Linked DNA regions of Homo sapiens: regions 1 and 2 are each linked to region 3. The links are chromatin contacts, found by Hi-C or POLR2A ChIA-PET in ENCODE. All regions are on one chromosome and are shown on one strand. The core of a region is the stretch at or near the end of the contact, and the rest is flanking DNA. Distances in the headings are between cores, read along the strand shown. Region 1 holds the start of TMEM50A (transmembrane protein 50A). Region 2 holds the start of PIGV (phosphatidylinositol glycan anchor biosynthesis class V). Region 3 holds the start of STMN1 (stathmin 1).

Region 1 (3,685 bases), core at 490-2,989, 570 kb before region 3:
AAAGAGAAAAAAGGGTAGGGGCAAAAAACGCAAAGAGAAAGGAGTTAGTATCTTTTCTCCCGCACTCATTAGCTATTAAAAGAGGATGTTTGTTTAAAGCTGCTCAGAGCTGGTAAACTAATGTTAAGTCACTAACGGGAATTTAAAAGGTTTCATTAAGAACTGCCTGCACTAGATTCCTCCACCCTGAGACATTAAACAATCACGATAAACCTCCTGAGTGGTAAGAACGTGTCCATTTAAAAACAGGCTATAGATTGTCATGCAGTTTTATCTACTAATCGGCTAATGCACCGCCAAAAACAAACAAAAAAACCCAAAGGGATGAAAGTTTCATCCATCAAAGGAAACAACAGTCACCTTGGTTCCCATCCCACTCATATACTGCCGCCGTACATGTCAATCAGATGAACCTGTGCGTATCTCTTAACGACAATTGACCCACCTTTTTAACTGAAGTGAAGGGGGGTTCTGCTCCGCGACCACTTCCTGGATCTCTCCCTTCACCCTCTGTGTTCTTTCGGGTGCACCATCGGGTCAAAGCCGCAGCAACGCCGTCTCTGTGTGATCGCATGTGCCCTTCTGCACACGACCTTCCCCCGAGAGTGACCAGCTACCGGACAGGCACCAAGGAGGGCTACCGAGCACCTCCCGGACCGGCGGCTGCAGGATCGCGAGCGCCTCCGCTAGGGAGACCGCACGTTGCGCCTGTGCTTCCTGCGGTGGCGCCTTCTGCAAGGAGACCTCGACCCTGCTCCCTCTCCGGGGCTGGATCTGACTCCTTGACGGTGATTCCAGACGCGAGACCCAAACTGACGGCTTCTAGAAGAGGGGCGAGCCCGGCCGCAAGTCTTTCACGTAGCTAAGTCATCGTTGCTTCCGGCTTCTTACCGTTCTCCCCTTTGTAAACGGTTACCTCCCGAAAACCCAGGCTCTCCTCCAACAGTGGTTCTCAAGCGAGGCGATCTTCCCCGGGAGGGGATATTTGGCAAAGTCTGGGGGCATTTTTGGTTCACTGGGGCTGCTACTTGCATCCACTGGGTAGAGGCGGGGGATGCAGCTACACAACCTGCGAAGCACGGGACAGCACCCTCCCCAACCCAGACAGAATTAGCCGGCCCAAAACCTCAGTAGTGCCCAGGCTGAGAAACCCTGCCTTAAACAAACAACAAAGAAAGGCCAAGTCCCATAAGTGGGTCACCGCGCCGAGACTGGGGTCCACGGGACACCCCAGCCACGCCAAGCCGGGAAGTCCCCGCCTCCTGGAGCTGAACCCGCCCCTCTCCCAGAGGTGGAGCTGCGGGGGGCGGGAACAGGCACGGAGAAAATAAACAAGACTAAAAAGTCCTGAGTAGCGCTGTGTGGCCGCAAACCTGAACCCACCTTTTGCACCACGCGGGACCCGGCACTCTTCCTGCCACCCACCCCTGAGAGGGCTGCGCGGCCGACCCCAGTACTAGAAAACACTCGTCACCTCACTCAAGACGGGTACGAAGGCCAACGGACGCCTTCCTTTAGAACGCTCAGCACACAGAGCAACTTCTCACGCCTACTCTCAAATGGCGTACTCCAAACTAGCACTCCCGACGTCCAGCTGTGAACCCAGAGCGGCGGAAAGCCCCTGAACCCAGCGCCCGGGCATGCGCAGACGCGTTGTTGTGGTGGGCGTGGCTCCCTCCGGACCCGGCGCCCCGCCCTCCGCCCCGTGTCCGCATGCGCGACTGAGCCGGGTGGATGGTACTGCTGCATCCGGGTGTCTGGAGGCTGTGGCCGTTTTGTTTTCTTGGCTAAAATCGGGGGAGTGAGGCGGGCCGGCGCGGCGCGACACCGGGCTCCGGAACCACTGCACGACGGGGCTGGACGTAAGTGTCGGGCGGGGAGTGGGGGTAAGAGAGTAGCGGCCGCAGGCTGGAGAGGCCTCGGAGCCGGGGCCGTCTGACGGGCTGGTGCCCACAGCACAGGCTCGTTGCCGCCACCCTCCCGGAAGCCGCAGACCCGGGCTGAGCCGCCGCGGACCTCTCCTCTCCTGGGTCCGGCGGCGCCAGGAGAAGGCGACGGCGTCCAGACCCCGCCAAGACGGAGAGGGGACCGCGCCCTCCCCCGGGACACCCCAGGATCCCTGGAAAATCCCCCGATCCCCCACTTCACAGCTGGACAAGCCGAAGCCCCGAGAAAGGAGCGTGACCCGGCCAGCTCCCTCAGCGAGGGGTGCCCCGGCTAAAGGTGGCTCCCCCATCTTCCAGCGGCGTCCCTCGAGACCTAAAAGTCCCAGAGTTTGGAGGGCGGGGTCTGGCTTGAGCGTACCAGTCGTCGTGCAAAGAAAAATGGATTCGGGGTGGGGCCATTGGGATGAACCGAAAATAACACTTATTGAATTGCAGTTCTTCCCGGGGAAGAATCAAATGAGTGAATTTCCTAAATTGAACTTGTCCCAAAGGCATCTTAGCATTGGCTGTAATCATATATTTTAATATTTAATTTTTAAAAGAGAAGTTAAAAATGGGAGACGTTGCTCTATTGTAGGGTGTCATATTTTTGGACAACCATAATTGCTGGCTACAAAGTATCTTAAGGAAGTCAAGTTCGCTGTAGGAGTTTGGGTGTTGTTATTCGCAAGTTATATGTATTTCAGGCTTTTTCATACTCTGAAATAGAGATAACATGGCTGTATCTCAGGTCTCTACTGCTCGGCTTACAGGAATGTTTTATATAATTTGTAAAGACAGCTTGGGTCGGCTATATTTAAATAGCAGTTGGATTTTTGTAATCTGAATTACTATTAACCACGATTCTGTGCTTGCTTTTGGCTGGAAACACCCGTTAGGATCAGAGATAGGGATATTAAAGTGGATGTTCTTTATATAGAAATGACACCAAAAGGCAGGCTTGCAGAAAGAAAAATAATGAATGAAGTGAAAGGAAATGATGTGGGTAGAGGTAAGAACTGCAGTGCAGTGTTTAATTTCTTGATTTAGGTGTGAAGAAACACACGTTCTGTGATAAAATATGTAAATTAGAGAAATATTTTTCATTTGAATCTGTAATTCCACTCAGAGCCAAAGTTTATCACTTGTCTCTCTACTAATGTTAGTGCTCCTGGACTGTAAATATCAAATTCATTTAATAAGTTTGGAATCAAAATGATACAAAAGAGCTCCTGTGGATTAGTAATCATATACTTGGTATTAAAAGTACCACCTAAACTAATTTAATACCTACTTAGAAATAATAGGATGTGACAGATTTTCAGGAGGAGGTCAACCAGTAGTTAAAATTTTTTCAATATTTGGAGACCCACCTTTGTTAATACTGCTTAAATATATCCAAACCATTTATTTCTATTTATTTATTATTATTTTTGAGACAGAGTCTTGCTCTGTCGCCCAGGCTGGAGTGCAGTGGCACGATCTCGGCTCACTGCAACTTTCGACTCCCAGGTTCAAGCGATTCTCCTGCCTCAGCCTCCCAAGTAGCTGCGATTACAGACATGCGCCACCACCCCCGGCTAATTTTTGTATTTTTAGTAGAGATGGGGTTTGCCATGTTGGCCAGGCTGGTCTCAAACTCCTGACCTCAGGTGACCCACCCACCTCAGCCTCCCAAATTGGTAGGATTACGGGCATGAACCACCACGCCCGGCCCCCAAACCATTTTTTACATTAAAAAAGATACTAAATGAATCCAG
Region 2 (3,855 bases), core at 124-2,623, 880 kb after region 3:
TTTTCCCCTTGTGAATTTACAGAGCAAGGACAGTTCATTTCTCAGTTTTGTCTTTGCAGAGAGAGTGCTGCTTGGAGCCTCATGGTGGACTTCTAGAGATTCAAGTCACAGCCTTAGGCCCCAGTCACAAGTGTGTCCCCAGGCTTTGCCACGTTACTCACAGGCCTCTGGAGCTGAGAACAAGTGCGTGGCACTGAAAAACCTGGGGGAAGGGCCATGAAACTCCATTTTTTCCCCCTTCTCCAACACACAACGACTAAATATGATTTGCCTTTTCTCCACCTTGCACACAACAGATATCTGAAGGCAATTTAGGTCTCAGGGCCTGAAATGAGTTACAGAGTCAAGAGATACAGTCCCAGGCCCCCACAGACTGATGTGGGCTGGTCTTCGCCTGGAGAGGTAGCAACCATCTCTTTGTTCCCACCCACATGAGTAGCCGTTGCAGAAGATAAACCCCTCCCTGAGCCAGGCTGTGGCCAGAGGCTAACCCGGCCCCTGGCTTCGTTTGGAGGGCAGATAACTGAAACCACATAAGGCTTTGGAATCCTGAGAAACAAGAAATCCACCAACGGAGAAGGATTTATCATCTGTTTCCTTTAAGGAGGGTGCAAAGTTGTTCTAACAGTTTCCGTTACAAGGGTACAAACTGGCCGCTCCCCCCAATAGACGGTTTTGTTGAGTTCGCCTCTTTTTTTTTCTTCTTTTTTTGGCCCCACTTCCTATGAGAGAAACTGCTTGGGTGAGGGAGGTGAAAGGAGCCCTGGAGGGTGTTCTCTGAGGTTTTCTTCACCATCCTCATTAGCCACCTGAGGTGGGGCTGAGGACTAAAGTAGGACAGAAGGTCTCTGGTAGATAGAGGAGGGGAAAATCAGGGGGATCCCCCACTTTCTTCACACCCAGGACGCAGGGTGCCGCTGCCGGCCACAGAAACCCCAAGAATGTTTTTCTTTGGCTATTCAGAGGACATCTATTGTGTGTCAGGCCCTGTGCTGAGCTGTTGTTGCCTGACAGCAGGAAGAGCGCGGCTCTGGTTTCTGTGAAGAGGCTGCGGGTCAGCCTCCGACTACAAGAGCCTCGGCCCACACCGGGAACTCAGTGAACGTCAGCGGGAGCTGGGGCAAGAGCACTGACTCTGAGACAGCAGCCTCCGCTCACTATTTGAAGGCGGGGTGGCGGGGGGCCTTGAAGGAGAGCGAAGTGCGAGAGAACTCTTCAGGTGTCACCAAGGTGGGAAGGTGCTACGAGGCGAGGCGCCGAGCGGCGACCCCCATCCCGCTCGCCCGGAGTCAACATGGCCGCCGCGCAGGGAGGCGGGGCTGCTCCAAGTCCGGGCAGGAGCGGGGCGGGGACGCCGTCGGCGGAGCCAGCGCGCAGGCGCGGGCCGCGTGGGCCCCGGATGGAGGAGCTGAGGTTCGGTCCCCGCCGGGGAGGTCGGGACGGGCAGGGGCTGAGGACCCCGCGCCAGCTTGGGAGCCCTGGAGTTCTGGCGGGAGGGAAGCTGTCAAATGGAAGCCGGTAGAAATGAGACAGACGCCCGGAGAAGCGGGGAGCCCCGCCCCTCCGCCATAGCAGCCTCGGGCGCCGCCTCTTCCTTTCCAGCCTCCCGCCCTCGTCTGCTTCCGGCCCTGTGGCCTGGTGGGGCTCTGCAGGCTCCCTCGGGAGTGGTCCTTGGGCCGTGGCCCCTCTGGGGTGAGCGTGGATGATTAGTACCCAGAAGGGACTGTGTCCAAAAGGAGCCGGCCAGAAACGGGTTGCGGACACGGCTGGGCTGACAGAAGGCAGCCCCCACGAGGCCTTTGGCTCTGAGGACCCTGGGTCAGAGCGACTTCTCCAGCCTGCGCAGGGGGTGTTAGTCTTACCCAGAGGGTCCAGAGCTGCCGTTCAACAGGATGTCCCAGATTCTCAGATAGGGCCCAACTACCCTAAGCATACCTAGCAAGGGCAGGCTGCGGCATGGAAGTACTGGGCTAGGCGTTTGGGTGACCTGGGTCATAATCCTGGCTCGGAAAGGGCGCGTACCCTTTGGCGAGGGATGCGGGCTGGTACCGTGAGGTTTAAGAAGCAGAAAACATGACAGCCTCTTTAAGTAGCCCTGGGTACGTCACTTGACCCCAGTGAGCCTCAGTTTCCATATCCATAAAATGGCGATGGTAATTATACTAGCCTCACAGTGTCTGATGAGATCTCTGGAGCCTATTTATCTCACGGGAAAATTTTTGAAGAGTGAAACTAGTTGATCTGTAAGTGTCCTGCCAGTTAAGAGTCTGTGATTTGGCAAAGGGGTTGTTGGGAAGTGAGGTGGGCAATTAGCTGAGAGGGAGAATTGACTAGCTTTGTTTTTACTTGGTTTACCTGTAAGCAAAGTGTGGGCTACACACATCTGTAGTCGCTGAGGCTAGAGCTTGACTCGAGAGAGGAAAGGAAGAATGCAAGCATGGTCAAGTGGCAGAGGTGGGTTAGGTGCTTTTCTGATCCCAGCTTCTCTTCTGCATGCGCGTGGGAAGCCAAGGAAGAGGAAAAAAGAGTGAATTCGCCCTAGGATAGGGAAGGAGTAGCCGCGTGAGGTTGAGTATGCCCATTTCCGTGATTTCTCTCGATTCAGCGAGTCATACGTTGGAAACGTTTAGATTCACAAACTATCGTTACTGTCTGGGGCTTTCAGAAGCTTGCCTTTGAACCGAATTTTCGTGAGCCAACCGGTGTGGAATTGGGGGCCCCTCCCTTCCTCCAGGCCTCCTGGCGATGGAGTAAGCAGCAGGCGCCCCCTTGTGCCAAGGAAAGAGTACTGTTGCCATTGGCCAACTTGGCTCCCTTTCTGGGGAAATTTTATTTTCCTGTGGCTTCTGTGACTTTGTCGTCTTGCTCTTGACATGAGATATGATGGGAAGAATACTTGGGGCACTGATTTCATATCTAGAGTCAGTGAACTGCTGATGCTGTATCCTGTCCCTACCACTTCCATTCATTCAGAACACAGGTTTAAGATGCCTATTTGTGTTCTAGGCCCTGGGATATAGTTGTGATGTAAAGCCCCTGCCCTTAGCAACTTAAATAAGCAATAGCAATAACGGCAATAGGGCAGAATGTAATGAGGGCATAGCACACTGTCTAGTGAGGATCAGAGAATTCCAGAAACAAGTGATACAGGTTTTTTAGGTATTCGCCAGATAAGAGAAGAAAAAGAGTCTTCCAGCCGTCCTCCTTAAATTTCTCAGTTCAAATTTTTTTTTTCCTTTTAGGCATAGTTCTTCATCCCAAATTGATGAGCTGCCTCTGATGCTTTTGCTTTCCTTTCAAATTTCCCAGGCTGGTGTTTGAAAGTTCTTGAGGAGCCTTTATGACTCCTTTTAGCTCAAGGAATTATAAAAGATGCCTTAAGGTGCATTCCCTGCCTCGGAGTGGCTTTGCGATTGTTTATACGTTGCTACCATCCCAACAAAGAGATGGCAAATAACAGTTTTCTCCATCCCTGGTAGTCTACTCTGTCTTCACCCTCAGTTTGTTTCAGCAGTGTGAGCTGGCTGAGGTCCTGCTGAGTGGTGGTTTTCTTTTCCTTCCCCACTTAATTTAACAGACCAGCTGAACACACATCAGAGAGCTAAGCTAGAGTGTGGAGTCATTATGGTCTTCTAGTATGGTTTTATGCCCCACTTTGGGGACTCTGGTTTGGGACCTAGTTTATTATTCTGGGCAAGAGGAAAAGGGCACACGCCAAATAATAGCAACCACAACACAGATTTGAGTAGAACTTCACACTTTGGTCTGTTTCACCATCATGACAATTTTGTGAGATAGGAAAAAAAAAAAGTCTGCTCCCATTTTTTATATAAAGAACTGAGGCTCAGAGGGACT
Region 3 (3,978 bases), core at 857-3,356:
TGAGACCCTGTCTCAAAAAAAATAAAAACCATCTCCCAGAAAAACAAAGCTCAACATTTTTGGATTAATAAATACTGTTTTGAGACATCAGTATCTGACAATCGCTTTCATAAACAAAAGACTTGTGCAAACTCCACAATTTTGCTTCAGACTAAGCCAAACTGTCCAATAAACAATTACGAGCTCTCGGCACATTCAAGTGATAATCATTTTTAAATTCTTCTCCTATTCATAAAATAGGTTTTGGTAAGACCAAAACATAAGTGCCAAATCAAAGGCGAAGACCTGAGCCATCTCAATCTAAAATCATAAGCCCATTACAATTTCAGATTTTCCAAATAGATTACCTACCAGAAGAAGCCATGGTGAATAGAAGACAAGCGACAGGCAGTGTATTCTGCACAATCAACTGGGATAAGGAAAGTCCTGAAAATGATTTTCAAAAACATGCAATCACTTTCTTTGCCTTTCTATATGTCATCAACCCAAAAAAATCTCACATCACATCTACATACATCGTCAGAAAAATACGTGGAATAAAGACGTCTAAATTAACCACGAAAAAAATTATCAAAATCTACTAAATAAACATTGGGAAATATGACCTGAATATGATATTGGTTCCAGAAAATCAAGTTAACTGAGCTTTCTCGGTCATAAAACTCTTGGATTTTTAAAATCAGACAAAGTCACAAGGGTGAAGAATTTTTCCCCCATAAACTCTTTAACATTTCACCGAAACTGTAAGAAGATATTCCAGATTCAACTCAACAGTGCCCCCGGAGCCATCTTAATACTGCCTACAACTCATTGTGCAAATGAAATACCCACCCCTGCTTTGTCTGTGTCTGACGTGGTGGATAAGAAAACGCCCAAGCTAATAGTAACCAATAATGTTGAACTCCTATTGTCCCTCAGGTTTAAGCTTCCTTGCCCAACAGCAAGCAAAATGTTTATGAACCTCTAGATTTTGACTTATATTTGCTGCCGTTATGTCATGAAAAATGCTGTATCTCTTGTTGATCTTTTTAACATTATGACTTTTGTAGACGCCAGCTAGTACCAAAAACGTAGGATGACAGGTTCCCAAAAGCTAGGAATTAAAATCAGAGGCAGCGACAAGATTTAAGAAAAGCAGAGAATTAGACGCAGCACCGGACCCAGGATGGGCGTGGCCCTGGTCCGGGCGAGGAAAAGAGGACCGGTCGCCCCCGGCCAATCAGAGCACGCCTTGCGCTCCGGCCCCTGGCCCCGCCCCCTTCCTCCCCGCGCCTTTTCGAATCTCCCCGAACTCAACACCCCGGAGCCCGCGCGCGTGGGAAGGGGAGGGGTGGGCGGGGCTAACGGTCCAATCCGGGTAACTCCGCCCCTGCCTGACTCCCCCTGCGCGGACGCCCCCCCCAACTCCCGCCAAAAACACCTCCAGGCCGCCGCCACCACCCCCTTCACAGTTCAGCGGGTGGGGCAGGCCCCGGGAACAGGCCCCCGGGTGGTCCCGCGGTGAGCTCGCCACCGCCTCCCGCCGTCCCCATGCCCAACCTGCCGCCACCCACGCTGTCCGCGCGTCCGGCCGCGAAGACAGAAGAACCCTCGTGGGGCCCGGGAGCGCCGCCCCTCAATCACCAGCTGCGGTCGCCAGGGGACGGTCGCAGGGAGGGTCGCGGCCCTGGCTGCCCGCAGTTTGGTCCTAAAGCCGCTGGTCCCTGGGGCACCGCCCCGTCCCTTCAGACAATGGGGAACCCGGCGGGGCCCGCAGGGAAGGGAGGGAGGGAGGGAGGTAAACGAGGGCCCACGCCCCCTATTGTCTCCTCGACGGCACCCCGGAGCGGACGCCCGGTGATCGCCCAGCCCCCTGCCCACGAACAGCCGCGCCCCCGGAGAGCGGGGACAAAGGCGAGGCTCCGCCCGAGCCACACACAAAGCGGAGCGACCCCCGCCCACCAACCCCTCCGAGGCCCGCAGCCCCGCCCGCCGCCCTGCAGCAGGGGGTCGCTGCCACGGCCCAGCCCCTCCCGCCGACCGCGTCCCTCTTGCTGGCCTCAGCCAGCCGCCGCCTCCTCCGAGCCCCGCACCCACCTGCTCAGTCCGAGCCGCCTGACCACACTCTGAGCACCAACAGACCCGGGCGCGCACAAAAGCGCCAAACAGAGGCACGTGACCTCCGCGCGGGGCTCCGCATTGGCCGAGAGCGGCGGCACGTGCCGCCCCCGCCCCCCACAACCCGCGTGGAGCGCCGCCCCCCGGGACCCCGAAGCACCTCGGGAAGTGTAGTCCTGTCCCGGAGGGCAGGAGGACAATGCCGGGGGTTGCAGGGCGCCTGGGGAGCATCCCCAGGTGTGGGCCTGGGACTAGGGGGGTGGTCTCGCCGTGGAAGAGGGCGTGGCAGTGGACCCCGGACTAGGTCCGAACCAGCTCCCCATTCTCGAGAACAAGGGCAGGGCGGAGCAGGCGGAGGGCGGGGGGGTCCTTCCCTACCTTTCCAAACTTTGGCCGCCTGGACTCCACCTTGTAGAGCCACATGCCCGCCTCGCCCCAAGGGCAGCACTCGGACAGAGCAGTGCCCCTTCTAGTGCGCCACCCACATGGGTGCCTAAGACGCCCGAGCCCCTGTGACAGCACAATGCCACTCCACGCCCCTGCAGGGCCCCCTGCCCCCGGCACCCTACACCGACACCGGCGTGTCACCCATATTGTGACATCATCGTAATTTCTAATCCACTCAGCCCACAGGTCGCGGGCGTGGCCCTTCCCTCACTGTGTGCGTTCTTGCCAGCATCCTCAGGTTCCCGAGCCGGTGACCAGGGACCTGTGCGGGAAAGCGTGGGGCTCTGGAATTTGATCGCCTTTGGTCTAACAAAGCCACTCAGCTTAAATGCAGACTCCATCTGTTCTTCCAAGCCTTCTGCGGATGATAGGGGAGGAAGAGCAATAGCCGTTCTAGACTACACAGATTGCAGTTAAGTGTTGCTTTTGTTCTCAGAGCACGTGCTCCCCAGAGCAGCACTGGGTTCTTTTTAAAAATCGAAAAAGGAGCCACAAGGTCACTGTTCTCCCTGACCTGGATAGCTCAGAACCTCAGCAAAGGCACAAAGGAAATTGGTCTGACCGTGCCTTAGAATAACTGGCCCTTTCTCTCACAAAAAGGGGAAAAAAATAAATGAAATGAACATGGTCCCCGCCTCCTCCCATTCTCTGACCAAGACCGTGTCCTCGGTTGGTGGTCAATACACCAAGACACCTGCTTTGAGATCTTGACTAAGCAGAAGAGATATCTTTATTTTATTAATGAGCTGCATCTCCCCAAATCAAGAAACAAATGTGACCAACCTTCCTGAAACAACAGTCCTAATTTAGAAAGACTCTCATGCCTAGTTAGTCACCAGGGATGTGCCAGAGATAAAATACAACTAAGGGGTGCCCAAGACAATAAAAACTGGATCATACAAGCAGCAGCACACTACACAAAGCAAACAATTAGCAATGCGCTGTTGCCTGAAATATGCTTGTTGCGGCATTTTTTCCAACAATCGCCCTTGTGTGGGGTCGGCCTCCCCCCCAAGCCAATCGAAGTGGTTTTCACTTAGCCTGTGAGCAGGACCAGGAATAATTCAGATACTGAGCCTTGAAAGGCTTCTTCTCAGACCAAACTTAGCTTCAAAATGGCTAGGTGCTTCCGTCTGTCATTTTTCTGAACAGAATCTCAGACATCATTAGAAAAGTTGGAGAAGGATGGGCATGAGACCCCTCAGGAAAGCGACAGATAGGCAGGCAACACAAATGAGCAAGGAACCCAAGCCCAAGAGGTCCTTACCCACTGAACAGGCTTTTTATCTTGAAGTCTTTGTATTTGATCTGGAGGTTCACAGAGGAAGGTCCCACTCATTTAATGCATTTTTTTAAGTACAATAAATTGCCACACAAAAGTCTCACATTCCTGACTATTAATGTTGTGACAGAAAAAAGAAATAAATCTTTCAA

What was found. Hi-C counts contacts between places; a loop is a spot of excess contacts on that map. ChIA-PET counts read pairs that join two places held with the same protein, here RNA polymerase II (POLR2A). Pooled maps may share reads with other maps.
Region 1: a pooled map shows a loop between it and region 3 (9-fold over the local background). The contact joins the promoter of TMEM50A here to the promoter of STMN1 in region 3. A Hi-C loop is called at or near these places in 2 of 37 single-sample maps with no recorded cell type and 9 of 50 pooled maps. POLR2A ChIA-PET finds 5 or more read pairs at or near these places in 2 of 52 experiments (HEK293 and MCF 10A).
Region 2: a map of CD4-positive, alpha-beta T cell shows a loop between it and region 3 (6-fold over the local background). The contact joins the promoter of PIGV here to the promoter of STMN1 in region 3. A Hi-C loop is called at or near these places in 1 of 168 maps with a recorded cell type or tissue (CD4-positive, alpha-beta T cell) and 5 of 50 pooled maps. POLR2A ChIA-PET finds 5 or more read pairs at or near these places in 1 of 52 experiments (A549).

The regions. Positions count from the first base shown.
Region 1 is chr1:25,336,595-25,340,279 of GRCh38, forward strand. TMEM50A (transmembrane protein 50A) reads left to right here and starts at 1,740. Exons shown (of 7, transcript NM_014313.4): 1 at 1,740-1,862. It also overlaps a transcript of RSRP1 not described here. RefSeq lists silencers at 284-578, 1,570-1,689.
Region 2 is chr1:26,786,577-26,790,431 of GRCh38, forward strand. It overlaps PIGV (phosphatidylinositol glycan anchor biosynthesis class V), which reads left to right and starts at 1,374. Exons shown (of 4, transcript NM_017837.4): 1 at 1,374-1,692. RefSeq lists enhancers at 144-293, 814-1,253, 1,300-2,126, 1,814-2,013, 2,821-2,950 and a silencer at 1,304-1,513.
Region 3 is chr1:25,904,313-25,908,290 of GRCh38, forward strand. STMN1 (stathmin 1) reads right to left here and starts at 2,107. Exons shown (of 5, transcript NM_005563.4): 1 at 2,077-2,107; 2 at 352-426. The coding sequence starts at 364. MIR3917 (microRNA 3917) reads right to left here and starts at 2,142; the gene lies at 2,050-2,142. It overlaps LOC105376885 (a long non-coding RNA gene), which reads left to right and starts at 2,238. Exons shown (of 2, transcript XR_947102.1): 1 at 2,238-2,334; 2 at 2,724-3,931. RefSeq lists silencers at 1,046-1,340, 1,120-1,539, 1,930-2,019, 2,040-2,349.